Linked DNA regions of Homo sapiens: region 1 is linked to region 2. A link is an interaction called in ENCODE POLR2A ChIA-PET data of the cell type or tissue named here. Cell type or tissue: PC-9. All regions are shown on one strand.

The links. ChIA-PET counts read pairs that join two places held together with the same protein. Peaks named below come from ENCODE experiments on the same cell type or tissue, not always from the same donor. Only the 100,000 strongest peaks of a DNase experiment are listed, where the experiment ranks them.
Region 1: POLR2A ChIA-PET joins it to region 2 with 8 read pairs; 2 of 35 experiments call an interaction of 5 or more read pairs at or near these places.

The regions. Positions count from the first base shown.
Region 1 is chrX:119,116,736-119,124,735 of GRCh38, forward strand. KIAA1210 reads right to left here. Exons shown (of 12, transcript NM_001394962.1): 2 at 6,847-6,917. The coding sequence starts at 6,907. Among named protein-coding and RNA genes, the nearest start is that of KIAA1210, 7.1 kb to the right of the region's middle. In PC-9, CTCF peaks have their summits at 2,259 and 2,465; a DNase peak (open chromatin) is centred at 2,256; H3K27me3 peaks cover 1,134 bases.
Region 2 is chrX:119,371,910-119,379,909 of GRCh38, forward strand. It overlaps the pseudogene MRPS17P9. Among named protein-coding and RNA genes, the nearest start is that of SLC25A43, 23 kb to the right of the region's middle. In PC-9, no CTCF peak of the experiment used is centred here; no DNase peak of the experiment used is centred here; H3K27ac peaks cover 1,217 bases.

The DNA of each region.
Region 1 (8,000 bases), 260 kb before region 2:
CATGAGAGGAAAGAGGACCATGATCCCACCCAGGTGTCCTGCAGAGCTTGGACTCAACCCCAATGCTGACAGCACCCTTCAACATTCATTTGATTAGTCGTCCCCTTAATAACTCAGTAACAAAGTGTCTGAGTTACTGGTAAAAGCAGAAGCCCAGGCCACAGCTTGTCATCTCTGGGCAGCTGCTATTCAGGCCAAACTCACTAGGAATTCACTTGCCTCTCAATTTCAGCTATTAACATATACACCTCTTTCTTTGTCCTAAGAAGTTCATTCATGTGAAGCAATGATTGAGGCAATGAAAGCACTTAGTACTCCCCTGACTCTACCCCAGTGGCTGGAGTCATTGCAATCCAATAGGAGAGCCAAGCTCCCACATGTGAAAAACACTTCAGAACCCTTAGAAATCCAAGTCTAAGTGGCAGTTGATACTTCCTAGCCTGCGTGCTCAAAGGATGCAGACCCAAAGAGTGAGTGCGGTTGGTTAGTGCAGTCCAGGAACACTTCCTTGAGGAAGGAATTTATGAGCAAGGGAGATGGCCGGGAATCAGAAAGAAGAAAGGGCTGCCCAGGCAAAGAAGCTGCCTGTGTAAAAGGCATGTCAAAATCAGATACCAAAGAGTTTTTCAAGGAGTGTGTGTGTGTGTGTGTGTGTGATGATGATCATTGTGTGTGTTCTTCAAGTCTTGCCAATTGGTTTGGATTATCTACAGGGCTGCTGCCCTTTGCACATGCAGATAAATGAGAGTTTGCTCTATCTATAATAATTACCAGGGCAGCAGTGAGGAGTGTGAGTTTTAAATGCCCTTAAGGTGCTGTCTGTTTGGGCTTTACTTTTTTTTTTTTTTTTTGAGACAGAGCCTCACTCTATCACCCAGGCTGGAGTGTGATGGCATGATCACGGCCCACTGCAACTTCCACCTCCTGGGCTCAAGCCATCCTCGCACCTTGCACCTTGCACCTCAGTCCCACCCCAGTAGCTGGGACTATAAGCACGCACCACCACACGTGGCTAATTTTTGGATTTTTTGTAGAGACGACGCTCTAGAAACTAGAGTTGAGTTCTAGAACTAGAGTTGAGTTCTAGTCTCAAACGCGAACTCTTGGGCTCAAGTGATCCACCCGCCTTGGCCTCCCAAAGTGCTACAATTACAGGCATGAGCCACCACGCCGGGCCTCTTTAGTTTCTTAATAAGCACATATGTCTTTATTGTGCTTATTAAGAAACTAAAGGGGAGAAGGGGGAGAGGGCTCGTGCTGCATTCTTCAAAGGGAAGGAATTAGCTCTTATTGATTTCACATGCAACAAGTGCCAACTAAGTTGTCTCATTCCAAGTCTCAACTGTCTGGTCTCCAGAAGGTCTCATCAGCACAGCAATTCTGTGCTGGCAATGAAGGGTCCAGACAAGGGAGTTGCCAATGCAGCAGCCATCATGAAAGGCTTAATGGTGTAATGGAAAGCACCATCCAAGAGTCAGAAAATTCTGGAATCCTAGGCTTGAATTCACTATCAATTAGCTCTGTGACCTGGAGTAGGTCACTCAACCTCTCTGGGACTCAGCAGGAAAATTAAAGAATTGCACCTGATCAGCATCTCCCAAAGTGTGTTCAGAGGGATGCTCATAAGATTTGTTGTATGAGAAAGGGATCCGTAGTCCAGTCAATCTGGAAAATTCTGGATTAGACAAAGTTCAGTAGCCTGCTTTTCAACAAAACTTTTCTGAAACTTCAAAATGGTTATGTATATGGTGAAGTTCCAAGAAACCAGGCAACAATATTATCTCCCAATGTATGTAAGCGGAATGTCTGGCAAAAAACACTTTGAGAAATGCTGAACTAGAGTTCCTTTAGCTTTGAAATGCTATGACTTATTTGTGCACCGATTACTCCTGAGCCTGCCAGGGTAAAGGTTCCTAAACTTCAAGGCCTGCCTTAAGTCCAGTTTCCCACCAATCAGTGAAACTCATGCTTCTCTCTATCTTCTGAACACCTAAAACTTGGCTGTTAGCATCAAAAGTTTTGCATCTGAATGTTCTTAGCCTCCTCACTCATTCATTCGTTCATTCATCTATTCAACAAATATTTATTAAGGTCAAGTACTTACCATGTTCTGGGTATCCGTGAGAAAGAAAGAAGTTATAGCTCCCTATGTCTTAGCTACCGCCCCTACATCAAGGCTGTAGGCAAGCCCTCCTTAGCATCCCCCTTAGCAACTAGCACAGTGCAAGGCATGCAGTAACAGCTGTGTCCACTGGGGAGCGCAGAATACCAACACAGCTTGTCACTTCCTTTGACTTGAGACCACTGAACAGAGTCATCCTTCAGCATACGATAATTTAAACACTGGCCCTTATAAGGAGTTGATGCAAATTATAGATGACATAGGTAAAGAGCTTAGCATATGATCTGGCATGTAGTAAGTGTTCAATAAATGTGAGCTAGTGTTAGGGACTCAGTAATTACTTGTTTATCAGGGCTGGATTCAATTCTATCTCATTAGAAGCAGCCCCATATCTATAACTGAATAGTGAACTGTACAATATGCATAATTGGAGGCAGAAGCCAGCATGGAGTAGAGCAACGAAAGATTATAGAACTGTTTGCTTGATAATTGCTGCTTAAGTAATTTCTGTTTTGGATGACTTGGGCAATTTCTTATCTACTAGAATTTGCCTATATAGGGGCATGGTTGGGAAAACTTGGCAATTCTACCTAAAGAGAGAAAGAATAAAAAATGAAAATGAAATAGGAAACGTATATTTTCTGCAAGATCCCTTTTAAAAGTGTTTTCAGAAAAAAATAATTTCTACAATAATAAAATATTTAAGGCTGGGCATGGTGGCTCACACCTGTAATCCCAGCACTTTGGGAAGCCAAGGCAGGAGGATTGCTTGAGCTCAGGAGTTCGAGACCAGCCTGATCAACATAGCCAGACCTCATCTGTATTGAAAATAAAAAAGGCCGGGCGCGGTGGCTCACGCCTGTAATCCCAGCACTTTGGGAGGCCGAGGCGGGCGGATCACGAGGTCAGGAGGTGGAGACCATTCTGGCTAACACGGTGAAACCCCGTCTCTACTAAAAATACAAAAAATTAGCTGGGCGCGGTGGCAGGTGCCTGTAGTCCCAGCTACTCGGGAGGCTGAGGCAGGAGAATGGCACGAACCCGGGAGGCAGAGCTTGCAGTGAGCCCAGATCCAGCCATTACACTCCAGCCTGGGTGACAGAGTGAGACTCCATCTCAAAAAAAAAAAAAAAAAAAAGAAAGAAAGAAAAGAAAAGAAAAATTAGCTGGGGGTGGTGGTTAGTGCCTGCACTCCCAGCTACTCAGGAGGCTGAAACAGGGGGATTGCTTGAGCCCAGGAGGTTGAAGCTGCAGTGAGCTATGACAATGCCACTGTACTCTCCCCTGGGCAAGGAAGTGAGATCCTTCTACCTCTGCCTCCCAAGGTGCCAGGATTACAGGTATGAGCTACTGTGCCCAGACGATTTATTGATTCTTGACAGGTGGATCTCATTCTGGCCTTCTGAAAGGGGAACAACTTTATGCTCAGAAGATTTAGAAACACAGCAATTGTTGCCCCTCTTGCTTCAAAATCCCATAGTGGAAGAGAGGAAAGCAAAGCTAGGATTCCCTAGCAATTCCTGAGTTGCAAACCTGCTTCTAATAATCCAGCAAAGACAGGGAGAAGAGAGTCAGCAGCTAATAGCCATTTGTGACACAATCTATAAACACTGACTAACTGGATAAAAACATGTCTAATAAACTATTTAGGCTGTAATAATGAATTCAACAAACAATCATTGTATGAGCAGAAAAATTGTACATTAACACATTTTTATGTTCCTAAATTAACAAAATGACTAGTGACTTTGGAACTGTAACAGGTGCTGAAAGTTAAGTATGCATATAGTCCAATTTCCCCCCAATTTTCCATTCTTTTCTGGGCAGAAACAACTTATTTTCCCGCAAAGATTCAAAAATAGCTAAAGCAATGGGTGTCTCTTTTAACCATGGACCCTAGAAGAAAAAGAATGTTTCCATTCCATCCTGTAGTGTGGCTCTGAGTGTGGTGGTGGTATAGCTTTGTTAGCAGGGAGCTGGGGAGACACGGAGAGATGGTAACTGCCAAATATGGTAGGTTGGCTGCTGTTGCTCTAGGTCAGTGGCTTGAAAGCTGGATACGGCCTTTGTGACAACCCATTGCCAGACATACAATGTCAGTAGCAAGGGTCTATGTCTTCAGCCTGCTTTCCATTAGGAGACCGCCCTATCCCTAACTGTATCCAACACCCCCCACCCCCACTATCCCATGAATGAAGACGAGCCCTGGTCTCAGCCCTGGGAGTGAGATACAAAGCTGGGTACTGTCCATGTGCTATGTTGCTTTTGAAACCCTAATGGAATCTGAGATGGTTGCCATATATTCAAGTCTATAAATTTGGCCTTTGAAGCTTTCTTTTTTAAAGTGTGGTGGGGGCACCTTTCAATCACCAGCAGCTAAGCCCTCCACAGGCTGTTTTTCAAAATCTAGGAAAAGCACAAAGAGTAGAGAGATCTAGACAGCAGGTATGGGTAAAAACTCACATTTGTACCCAGCAATGTTTATATGGGTCACCTATACACTGGATAACTTATGCCATCACAGGGTACAGCAGTTGCAGTCAGTGAGCTGACAGCTGAGAGCTGACAGCTGTCTGGACTTCTATAACAAAGCCACTGATTTCCCTGTCTCAGCCCAAAGACTATGCATTCCCAAGCAGCAAGTAACTTTCAACATACTCATCCAGTCATGGTCTGCAGTGTGTCACATGCCAGAAAACAGCTCATTGAAGGCTGTTTTTTCTCCAGGGAAGAAAACACAGCTAAATCTAATGAGAAATGGTTGCCTCTAAGTTGTATATTTGCTTATCCACAATGCATACAGGCAGCCCATCTGAATTGAAATGAATGAGCTTTTAAAATACATCGCATAATGATGACTTTGTTCTTTTGCATTGCTGCTTGGAAAGAAATTTATTTTTTTAGTTTTTATTTATTATTTTTTTTTTTTGAGACGGAGTCTCGCACTGTCACCCAGGCTAGAGTGCAGTGATGCAATCTCGGCTCACTGCAACCTCCACCTCCCGGGTTCACGCCATTCTTCTGCCTCAGCCTCCCAAGAAGCTGGGACTACAGGCATCCGCCACCACGCCCAGCTAATTTTTTGTATTTTTAATAGAGACAGGGTTTCACCGTGTTAGACAGGATGGTCTCCTGACCTCGTGATCTGCCCGCCTAGGCCTCCCAACGTGCTGGGATTACAGGCGTGAGCCAGCGCGCCCGGCATTTTTTTTTTTTTTTTTTTTTTGAGATGGAGTCTTGCTCTGTAGCCCAGGCTGGAGTACAGTGGCGCGATCTCAGCTTGCTGCAACTTCCACCTCCCAGTTTCAAGTGATTCTTTTGCCTCAGCCTCCCGAGTAGCTGGAACTACAGACGCCTGCAACCACACCTGGCTAATTTTTAAAAATATTTTTAGTAGAGACAGGGTTTCACCGTGTTGACCAGGCTGGTCTTGAACTCCTGACCTCAAGTGATCCAGCCACCTCGGCCTCCCAAAGTGCTGAGATTACAGGCGTGAGCCACCACGCCCAGCTGGAAAGAAAACATTTCTAACTAAACTTTCTTCCCTTTAACCTCCCAACAGCCACCTTATTCTCTGGCCAGCCCTGACTAGTTCTAAAACTTCTAAAACTGTACTCAAATATTTGGTCTTACAAAAAACAAACTTGAGAACAGAGAAAAGGCATTTCGTTGCTACCACTCTTCATCAAGATATCCTGTGCTGCCACCTTCTTTTATAGGCATCTGTTTAGTTCATATCCAAAAAGTCAATTGGTTTGGTAGTTGGGTTTGCTTTGGTGAGAAGGCCTTTCACTCATTTATTCATTCATTCATTCATTAAATATTTTGGAGTGCCTAATCTCTTTCTCTCTTTTTCTCTCTGTCTCTCTCTCTCTCTGAGACACAATACTAAACAGTGATAACACAGAGATGAAGAAGACCCAAGCACTGCCATTAAGAATCTGTGATCAGGCTCTCAGCATCCCCTGCCCCACATCATGTGTGAAGCCAGGCCCCCAGGAAGCCACAAGGAGGTTTCCCTCTGTTCTTCCAGACAAAGTTTTCTGTACCATACACCACTAAAGAAAACTCAGCAAAAGAATGGAAGAACAACCCAAAGAACTGTTCAATTCAATTCTGTCTTTACACTCAATGTCTCACATTGCATCTTATGATTTCCTTTTTATTGTGTGTGTGTGTGTAAAGCTTATCATTGTTTAGTGACATTTGCCTCCCTTTCTAATTATTCCATGCATGATCACCTATCACTCATAGATTGTGCCACAATTTAGGCAATGGATACACGAGTAAGTTTTGCCAAAGAGAATTTTTGTAAATTTAATCCTATTTAACAGAAGCCTGTGGAGGCATCTTTTGTTTCTACCTCCTTTTACTCCTCAACAAATTAATCTCTTTCTTAGATCTGAATTACTATCTACAGCAAAACCTCAGCTGAATTTGTCAGATCATGGTCTGTTCTGATTGGTTTTTTCTGATGAAGCAGAAAAAGCCTTAGTAAGTAAAACCTGGTAACCATTTTCAAAGAAGATTGCAGGACCTCAGGCAAATCTTTGACTATCAGAGTTGGAGGTGCCAAAGAAGAAATTAGAAAACTGAAAAGTAAACGTGACTGAGTCTAATGATCTGAACTTGTTTTCTTGTGCCTTGCTTCTTTGTCCTAGGAGCTAAATAAACACAGTAAACAAATCTAATTCTGGTTATCAAAGTTTTATTGGGTTACTTACCCTCATCACCGGCCTCCAGAACATCCAGACTGTCAGAAATTTCACTTAGTGATTCAGCCATTGTAGGATGACTAAAATAAAATACAAAGCAAAAAAGCAAAATATCATCATTTGATATTCAGGGCGTAATGCAATCCTTTCACCCTACCCCTTATCCTTCAGTTATATTCTTAAAATAGCCTAGAAAAAATATACAAATGGAATTGCCATTACAGAGAATTATCCTTCCTTTAAAAAAGACAATGATTCCAAATGATTCCATTTACATAAAATGTCCAGAATAGGCAAATACGTAGACACAGAGAATGTCTTGCTCAGGGCTGGGAGGATGTTTTTTGTTTTGTTTTGTTTTGGTGGGGGGGGCGTTGGTAAAGTGTACAAGATTTCTTTTTTGTTTTGTTTTTTTGTTTGCTTGTTTTTTGTTTTTTGTTTTTTTACAGGATCTTGCTCTGTTACTCAGGCTGGAGTGCAGTGGTGTGATCGCAGCTTACTGCAGCCTCAACCTCCCAGGCTCAGGCAAAACTCTCACCTCAGTCTCCCAAGTAGTTGGGACTACAGGCGCATGCCACAACACCCAACTAATTTTTGAATTTTTAGTACGGACAGGGTCTTGCTATGTTGAACTAGAACTCCTGAGCTCAAGCAATTCTCCTGCCTTGGCGTCCCAAAGTCCTGGGATTACAGGCATGAGCCACTGTGCCCAGATAAGGTTTCTTTTTGAGATGATGAAAATGTTCTAAAATTGATCGTGGTGATGGTTGCACAAATCTGTGACTGTATTTAAAACCATTGAATTGTATACTTTAAATAGGTGACTTGTATAGTATGTGAATTATAGCTCAATAAAGCTGTTACCAAAAAAAGACAAATGCAAAAAACCTGATCTATTGTTTTGTGGGTTGGGGCCCATTAACTCTGGATGCCTATTACTATTCACGGGTGTGCCCAGGGAGACAAAATTGTTTTGATAAACACACAGAGCCATAAAGAAAAGACTGAAACATCTGACTACATGAAAATTTCAGGCCGGGTACAGTGGCTCAAGCCTGTAATCCCAGCACTTTGGGAGGCAAAGGCAGGAGGATCACTTGAGCCCAGGAGTTTTGAGTTGAGGCTGGGCAATATGGCAAAACCTCATCTCTACAAAAATTTTT
Region 2 (8,000 bases):
AATGAGATTGCTGGGTTGAATGGTAGTTCTACTTTTAGCTCTTTCAGGAATCACCATACTGCTTTCTGCAATGGGTGAACTAATTTACACTCCCACCAATAGTGTACAAGTGTTCCCTTTTCTCTGCAACCTTGCCAGTGTCTGCTTTTTTTTTTTTCCTTTTTATCATAGCCATACAGACTGGCTTGAGATGGTACCTCATTGTGGTTTTGGTTTGCATTTCTCTAATGATCAGTGATATTGAGCTTTTCTTCATATGCTTGTTGTTCATACGTATGTCTTCTTTTGAAAAATGTCTGTTCATGTCCTTTACCCACTTTTTAATAGGGTCGTTTAGTTTTTTCTTGTAAATTTGTTTAAGTTCCTTATAGATGCTGGATATTAGACCTTTGTCAGATGCATAGTTTGCAAAAATGTTCTCCCGTTCTGTAGGTTGTCTGTTTACTCTGTTGATAGTTTCTTTTGCTGTGCAGAAGTTCTTTCATTTAATTAGCTCTCCTTTGTCAATTTTTGCTTGTGTTGCAATTGCTTTTGGTGTCTTTGTCATGAAATCTTTCCCTGTGCCTATGTCCTGAGTGGTATTGCCTAGGTTGTCTTCCAGGGATTTTATAGTTTTGGGTTTTACATTTAAGTCTTTGGTTCATCTTGAGTTAATTTTTGTATGATATGGTATAAGGAAGCGGTTTAGTTTCAATCTTCTGCATATTGCTAGCCAGTTATTCCAGCAGTATTTATTGAATAGGGAATTCTTTCCTCATTGCTTGTTTTTGTCAGGTTTGTCAAAGATCAGATGGCTGTAGGTATGCAGTTTTATTTCTGGGTTCTCTATTCTGTTCTGTCACGGGTGGAGGGTGTCCAGGTTCTTGGCATTTTGAACAAAGAATTGGACAAAACACACAAATAAAGCAAGGAAAGAATGAAGCAAGGAAAGCAGAGATTCATTGAAAACGAAAGTACACTCCACAGTGTGGGAGTGGGCGGAGCAGTGGCTCAAGGGCCCTGGATACAGAATCTTCTTGGGGGGAGGGAGAGCATCAGGATAAATAGCTAATGCATGGGGGGCTTAATATCTAGCTAATGGGTTGATCTGTGCAGCAAACCACTATGGCACACATTTACCTATGTAACAAACCTGTCCGTCCTGCACGTGTATACCGGAACTTAAAATAATTTTTTTTTTGAGATGGAGTCTTGCTCTGTTGCCCAGGCTGGAGTGCAGTGGTATGATATCGGCTCACTGCAACCTCCGCCTCCCAGGTTCAAGCGATTCTTCTGCCTCAGCCTCCCAAGTAGCTGGGACTACAGACACACGCCACCACGCCCAGCTAATTTTTGTATTTTTAGTAGAGATGGGGTTTCACCATATTGGTCAGGCTGGTCTCAAACTCCTGACCTCAGGTGATCCACCCGCCTTGGCCTCCCAAAGTGCTGGGGTTACAGGCGTGAGCCACCGCACCTGGCCATAAATTTTTTTTTAATGGAATGTTCGGACAGAGACCGAGACATGGGGAGAAAGCCACGTGAAGAAAGATGAAGGCAGAGATTGAAGCAATGCATCTACAAGCCAAGGAATGCCAAAGATTGGCTGCAAACCCCCAGAAGCAATGAAAGAGGCATAGAAAAGATTCTCTCTCTCAGCCTTCATAAGAAACCAACCTTGCTGACCCCTTGATTTCAGACTTCTGTTCCCTAGATCTGTGAGACAATACATTTCTGTGCTCAGTTTGTGCCACTATGTTATAACAGCCTTAGGTAATGAATGCAGCATTAGTTAATGAAGCATTGACATTGTCCAGCATAATACTGGACTAGATGTCCTTAAGGGCACTTCTTTACTTCTCTAATACACAATTTTTAAAATGGTTCAATTCAATGACAGAAGACAATAAATTGTTGGAAATATATTTAATTCATTTATTCATTCAACAAATATTCATTGAACACACTACATGGCACAGTAGGGAACAAAACAGACAATCCCCTACCCTGGTGGAGCTTACATGCTAATGAAGGAGACAGACATTAACAAAAAAAAGATAAATACATAGCCACAAACTTGTTAAGTGATATTAAGAAAATACAGGGTGTGGCCGGGTGCAGTGGCTTACACCTGTAATCCCAGCAGTTTGGGAGGCCGAAGCGGGCGGATCACCTGAGATCAGGAGTTTAAGACCAGGCTAGCCAACATGGTAAAATCTTGTCTCTACTAAAAACACAAAAATTAGCCGGGCGTGGTGGTGCACACCTGTGGTCCCAGCTACTCTGGAGGCTGAGGCAGGAGAATCACTTGAACCTGGGAGGTGGAGGTTGCAGTGCACCGAGAAAGTGCCATTGCACTCCAGCCTAGGTGACAAGAGTGAAACTCCATCTCAAAAAAAAAGAATGAAAGAAAGAAAGAAAGAAAAGAAAAGAAAAGAAAAGAAAAGACAGGGTGCTAGGAGAGAGTATAAGAGAGTATTCATAGACGTCCTCTCTGGAGAGACAATATTTAAACTGGAAAGTTGAAGGAAGAGAAGGATCTCTATGTGAAGACAGGGAAGCTCATTTCAGGCAGAAGAAACTGCATGTGCAAGGGTCTTGATGTAGAAATATGTTGGCATGGGTAAAGAACAGAAGGGCTATTAGAACTTGATATGCTTGGGAAATAAGAGAGAGAAAAAAAGTCAAAGATGACTAACTGGGAAACTGAGTGAATAGTGGGAGCTATTGACTGAGGTGTGGAAGAATCTAGGAAGAATGAAATGGGTCAGGGTAGGAAGCAAAAGTTCAGTTTTAGACATGTTAAGTTGGGAATCAGTAAATCTTCAAGTGGGAAACAATATATAAGCTTAGAGCTCAGGAGAAAGGCGTGGGCTGGAGATAGAAATTTGGGAGTCATCAGTATAGGTGGTATTTATAGCCCTGGAACTGGAAAGGATTATTAGCAAGGGAGTAAGTGGGGCTAGAGAAGGGAGAAGGGCCAAGGACTGAGTCCTGGGGCATCCTGACTCAGAGATTTGGCATTGTCAGATCTGCATTGTCATCTGAGACTCTCCCTTCCCAACTATACTGCCTTTCCCCTTTCTATCCGCAAGTGTCAAGTCTGTGTCATGGTCTGAGGCATTTCCTGCCCAATCTTGCTTCCTCCCCTTTTGTAATTCACAAGCAGACCCCAATAAACTTCTTACACTGCTAATTCTGTCTCAGTATCTGCTTCCCAGAGGACCTGAACTGACACAATTGGTACCAGGATTGGTCTGAGAAAGCAGGAGATGATTGGGGTTTTGGCACTGGATCACTTAATGAAATGAAATGAGGACTTCTTCCCAAGTAGTATGTGGACCATGGATAGTCCCTGGTACAAGATGGTGGCCCAACTGCTAAAACTGTCACTGGTAGTAACTTGGGAGAGTGTTCTGGTAAAAAGAAAATGCTCTGGCAGGTGCAATGAAGAGTAGAGATGAATAACTTTGCATAGAAGGACTGTGGACTTGGCTGGCTGTCATTAAGGTGCACAGACACCATATGAAGGGACAATTAAGTGGCTGAGGGCAGTTAACTATTGAAAACTAAGCATGAAGGCCAGAGGACCTCTTTGGTAGCTCATAAAGATGTTCTTATCTCGTTCAGTGAGACAGCAGAAAAACCTAGAGATCAAACTCAGAATGACCAAGCTTCAAAGGTGACTGTATACTCATCCAAGCCAGGTCCACGATACTCAAGTCAGCACTCCAGTTAGGCAAACCCAGGATCGTGGCAAACAGCATGGGAATGTCTAAGTGGGTGCTCCCAAAGATTTTGACTCCTCAGACTGCTCTGAACCTTTAGAGCCTGCAGCAGTAACTCATCTCTCCCTATTAAGGGCTGGCATCCACCCCATCCTTTGTGGGAAGACAGCACAAAGGCCTTTCCCTTATAAGGCACCAAGATCTGCCTCCACCTTTTCTCCTGGCTATAAGACCAGTAAGTAGGGTTAAGTCAGGGTGTAAGCCTGCCAGGGATGCGCTGGGCCTGGTAAGAAAGGAAAAGATCTATACCCCAAAGGAGTTGTAAGATCTAGCCAACATATACTAGGAGTCAGAGAGGTCCCACGGACTGGATTTAGAGTGTTTGAGCAATGGGGCCAGAACATAAGACTAGGTAAGGGAGAGTTTATTGATTTGGGGGCACTGTCCAGGAATACAGGACTTAGCACTGTGGCAAGGACCCTAGGAGTTGGTGTAAACTGGCAGTCAGGGTGGCCCCTAGAACCCTGGGGAAAGTGATAACTCACATTGAGTGAGGGTGAAATGCCTAAATTGCCAGGACAGATGGTAATGAAAGGAACTAAGTAGCGCAGGAAGGTGAATATGCTGGAGTGGTTATATAACCTGAGGCCCGAAGACCAGCCAGAGAATTATGTTGCACAGGAGGGCTCAGGAGATGCACGATTTACCAACGCCATGTGGAATGCCCTGGTGAAAGGGGTGCCAGCATCACCAAGATGTTCCATGGTGTTGCTCCTCTGCAGGCCAAGGTGGACTACAGGAGAGGCAATCACAGAGCTGGGCTTGTTAATGGAAGCCAAAGTTATAAGGGCCGAGTGACTGTGTTTAACTGCCCGAAGTCAGAAGGCTGCACTTAGACCACAGTGATTAGCAATCAGAGGAGCAGCCAAAGACACTCCAGGAGTTAAGAGGATTAATAGTGCATGTTGTCCCTAGAGGCAAAATAGGTGGATTGCCAACAAGAATATCGTTTAATTACATAATTTTTAAGTGGCAATAGATGAGGAGGAGGTTGAAGGTCAACACTCCTATAAAAAGCCATGATCTCCTGCCTAGTTCCTGGATCTGAGTTATCAGACTTAGGACTCATTGACTGAAGAGGTGGCTAGGTCCCCTGGAAGAAGAACCCTACACATCACCATGGCAATTATAAACCATAGTTTGAGTCCTTCTCCCAAAAGGACCTAAGACTTAGATGACTCTACACGAAGGACAGACATTTAGAGACTACTGGAAATTGATGTCTAGAGACCCAAAAAGTTTCTCTAACAAGGAATTCCAGGTAATAAGCAAGGAGACAGAACACAAATTTGGATAGAAGATAGTTTACCAATATAGGAGTACTCTCCTGGTATACACCCGGGGAAGGGCCCTGGAAGACAGCACAAACACAATGCTAGGATAGATCCTAGAAGCATGAAAAACATGTTGTCTGACACTAAGTGCAGTAGAAATGCCTACATTGCCCTGGCAGATAGTGAAGAAAGGAATGAGAAGGCTCAGGGAGGTGGACACGCTGGAGTGCGTATGTCATGTGAGGCCAGAAGACCCACTGGAGGATTCTCTTGTACAGAAGGACTCAGGGAACATCCAGTTCACCCAGTCCATAAGGAATGTGCTGGAGAGAGGGATGCCAGCATATCACCAGTAAATTCAATGTGGCTCTCCTCTGCAGGCCAGAGTGGATGATAGGAGGGGCAATCACAGAGCTGGGCTCATAACTAGCAATGGGGATGACGGGGCCTCTTCCATCCTGGAAGGGCCAGCAATTCATTCTCACAGGATGGACATTCTTTCTGAATATGGTTTTGCCTTTCCTGCCCACAGAACCTCATCCAGCACCACCATCCAGGGGCTTAAGGAGTGCCTGATCCACACCATGGAATCCAACACAGCACAGCATCCAAACAGGGAATTTATTTCATAGCAAAGGAAGTTTGGGAGCGTGCCTATGACCATAGGATCCCCTAGGCATGCAACATTCCACACCATTCATAAGTAGCTGGCCTGACAGAGTGATGGAATGGCAAGGAGCAGCTGAAGCACCAGCTCAGAAGCAACACTCTGCAAAGATGTGGTAGCATCCTCCAGGATGCAGTGTAAGCACTAAATTAGAGACCTCTATATGGCACCATCTCGCCAAGAGGAAAAATACATGGGTGCAGGAACCAAGGAGTGAAAGCAGGAGAACCATCATTCTCAATAACCTACTAGTAGCAAGACATTGTGCTTTCAGTCTCCACAACCTGGGGCTCTACAGTGTAAGAGGTGAGCACACTCTTGCCAGGGGCGTAGCAGGAGTCCCATTGAACTATACGCTACAGCTGCCACCAGAGCATTTTGGAGGTCAGAGACATGGGGAGTAAAAATTAGAAATACTCTGTTATAAGATGCCTGCACTACTCATGAAGCAGTATAGTGTTAGTTGAAGGTTGACTTACATTAGTTAAAAATGTACGTTATAGGCTGGGCGTGGTGGCTCATGTCTGTAATCCTGACACTTTGGGAAGCTGAGGCAGGAGGATAGCTTGAGCTCAGGGGTTTGAGACCAGCCTGGGCAACATGGTGAAAACTTGTCTCTACAAAAAAATACAAAAATTAGCCAGGCAGCATGGCACGCATCTGTAGTCCCGGCTACTTGCAGGGCTGAGGTAGGAGGATCACTTGAGTCCAGAAGGTCGAGGCTGCAGTGAGCCGAGATTGAGCCACTGCACTCCAGCCTGGGTGGCAAAGTGAGACCCGGTCTCAAAAATAAATTAATTAATTAAAATGTATATTATAAAGTATAGGGCAACCATTGCAACTGATACATTAGGAGAGGAGATAAAATGGAATCATATGAAAAGCTCAATTTAAACCAGGGAAGGCAGAAAAAGACAATAGGGAAAAAACAAAGAACAAGAGCAATAAATAGAAAACAGTTATAAAAATGGACACAAATACACACTTAGAAGAAATAAGACCTGGTTTTCAATCATCAGTAGAGTGATTAAAGTTAACGTGAATCAATTGTACATTCCAAAATACCTAGAAGAGGCCGGGCGCGGTGGCTCACGCCTGTAATCCCAGCACTTTGGGAGGCCGAGGCAGGTGGATCATCTGAGGTCAGGAGTTCAAGACCAGCCTGACCAATATGGTGAAACCCCATCTCTACTAAAAATACAAAAATTAGCTGGGCGTGGTGGCATGCGCCTGTAGTCCCAGCTACTCGGGAGGCTGAGACAGGAGAATTGCTTGAACCCAGGAGGCAGAGGTTGCAGTGAGCTGAGATCGTGCCACTGCACTCCAGCTTGGATGACAGAGCAAGACTCTGTCTCAAAAAAGCAAAACAAAACAAAACAAAATAGCTAGAGGAGAATAATTCAAATGTTCCTAGTTAAAAGAAAAGATTTATGTTTAAGATGATGGATATTCTAATTACCCTGATCCGATTATGTAAATGCATCAAATTATCACATGTATCCCAAAAGTATGTACATCTAATATGTATCAATTTAAATAAATAAATATACGAAAGAAAATAGTTATAAAGATGGTAGATATTAGTCTGACTATATCAAAGTCACTTTAAATGTGAATGGTCTAAATGCACCAATTAAAAGACAGAGATTGTCATAGTGGATAAGAAAATAAGCTCCAATTACACACTGTTTATAAGAAATCCACTTTTAATATAAAGACATAGACATATTAAAAGTCAAAGGTATGGTGGCTCACACCTGTAATCCCAGCACTTTGAGAGCCTGAGGCGGGAGGATTGCTTGAGCCCAGGAGTTTGAGACCAGCCTGGGCAACATAGTGAGACCCCATCTCTACAAAAAACTTAAAAATAAAGTAAAAAGATAGCCACAGATATACTAAAAAAACAAAAAACAAACAAACAAAAAAACAAAAAAACACTGAACACAAGAAAGTTGGGGTAGTTATATTTCTATCAGATAAAGCAGGTTTCATAACAAGGAATGTCATCAAGAATAAAATGGGGATCATTCTGCGACCGGCACTCCACAGGTCAGATGGCTGCAAAGCAGTGGCGGAGGTGACCATAGCCACATAATGTCCATAGTTCGTTTATCCGTCCATGCCAAATGGATTATGGGGAAGGTGACTGGGACAAAAATGCAAAAGACTGCTAAAGTGAGAGTGATCAGGCTTGTTCTGGATCCCCATTTATTAAAGTATTATAATAAGCAAAAAACGTACTTTGCTCACAATGCCCTTCAGCAGTGCACAATTGGGGATATCGTGCTTCTC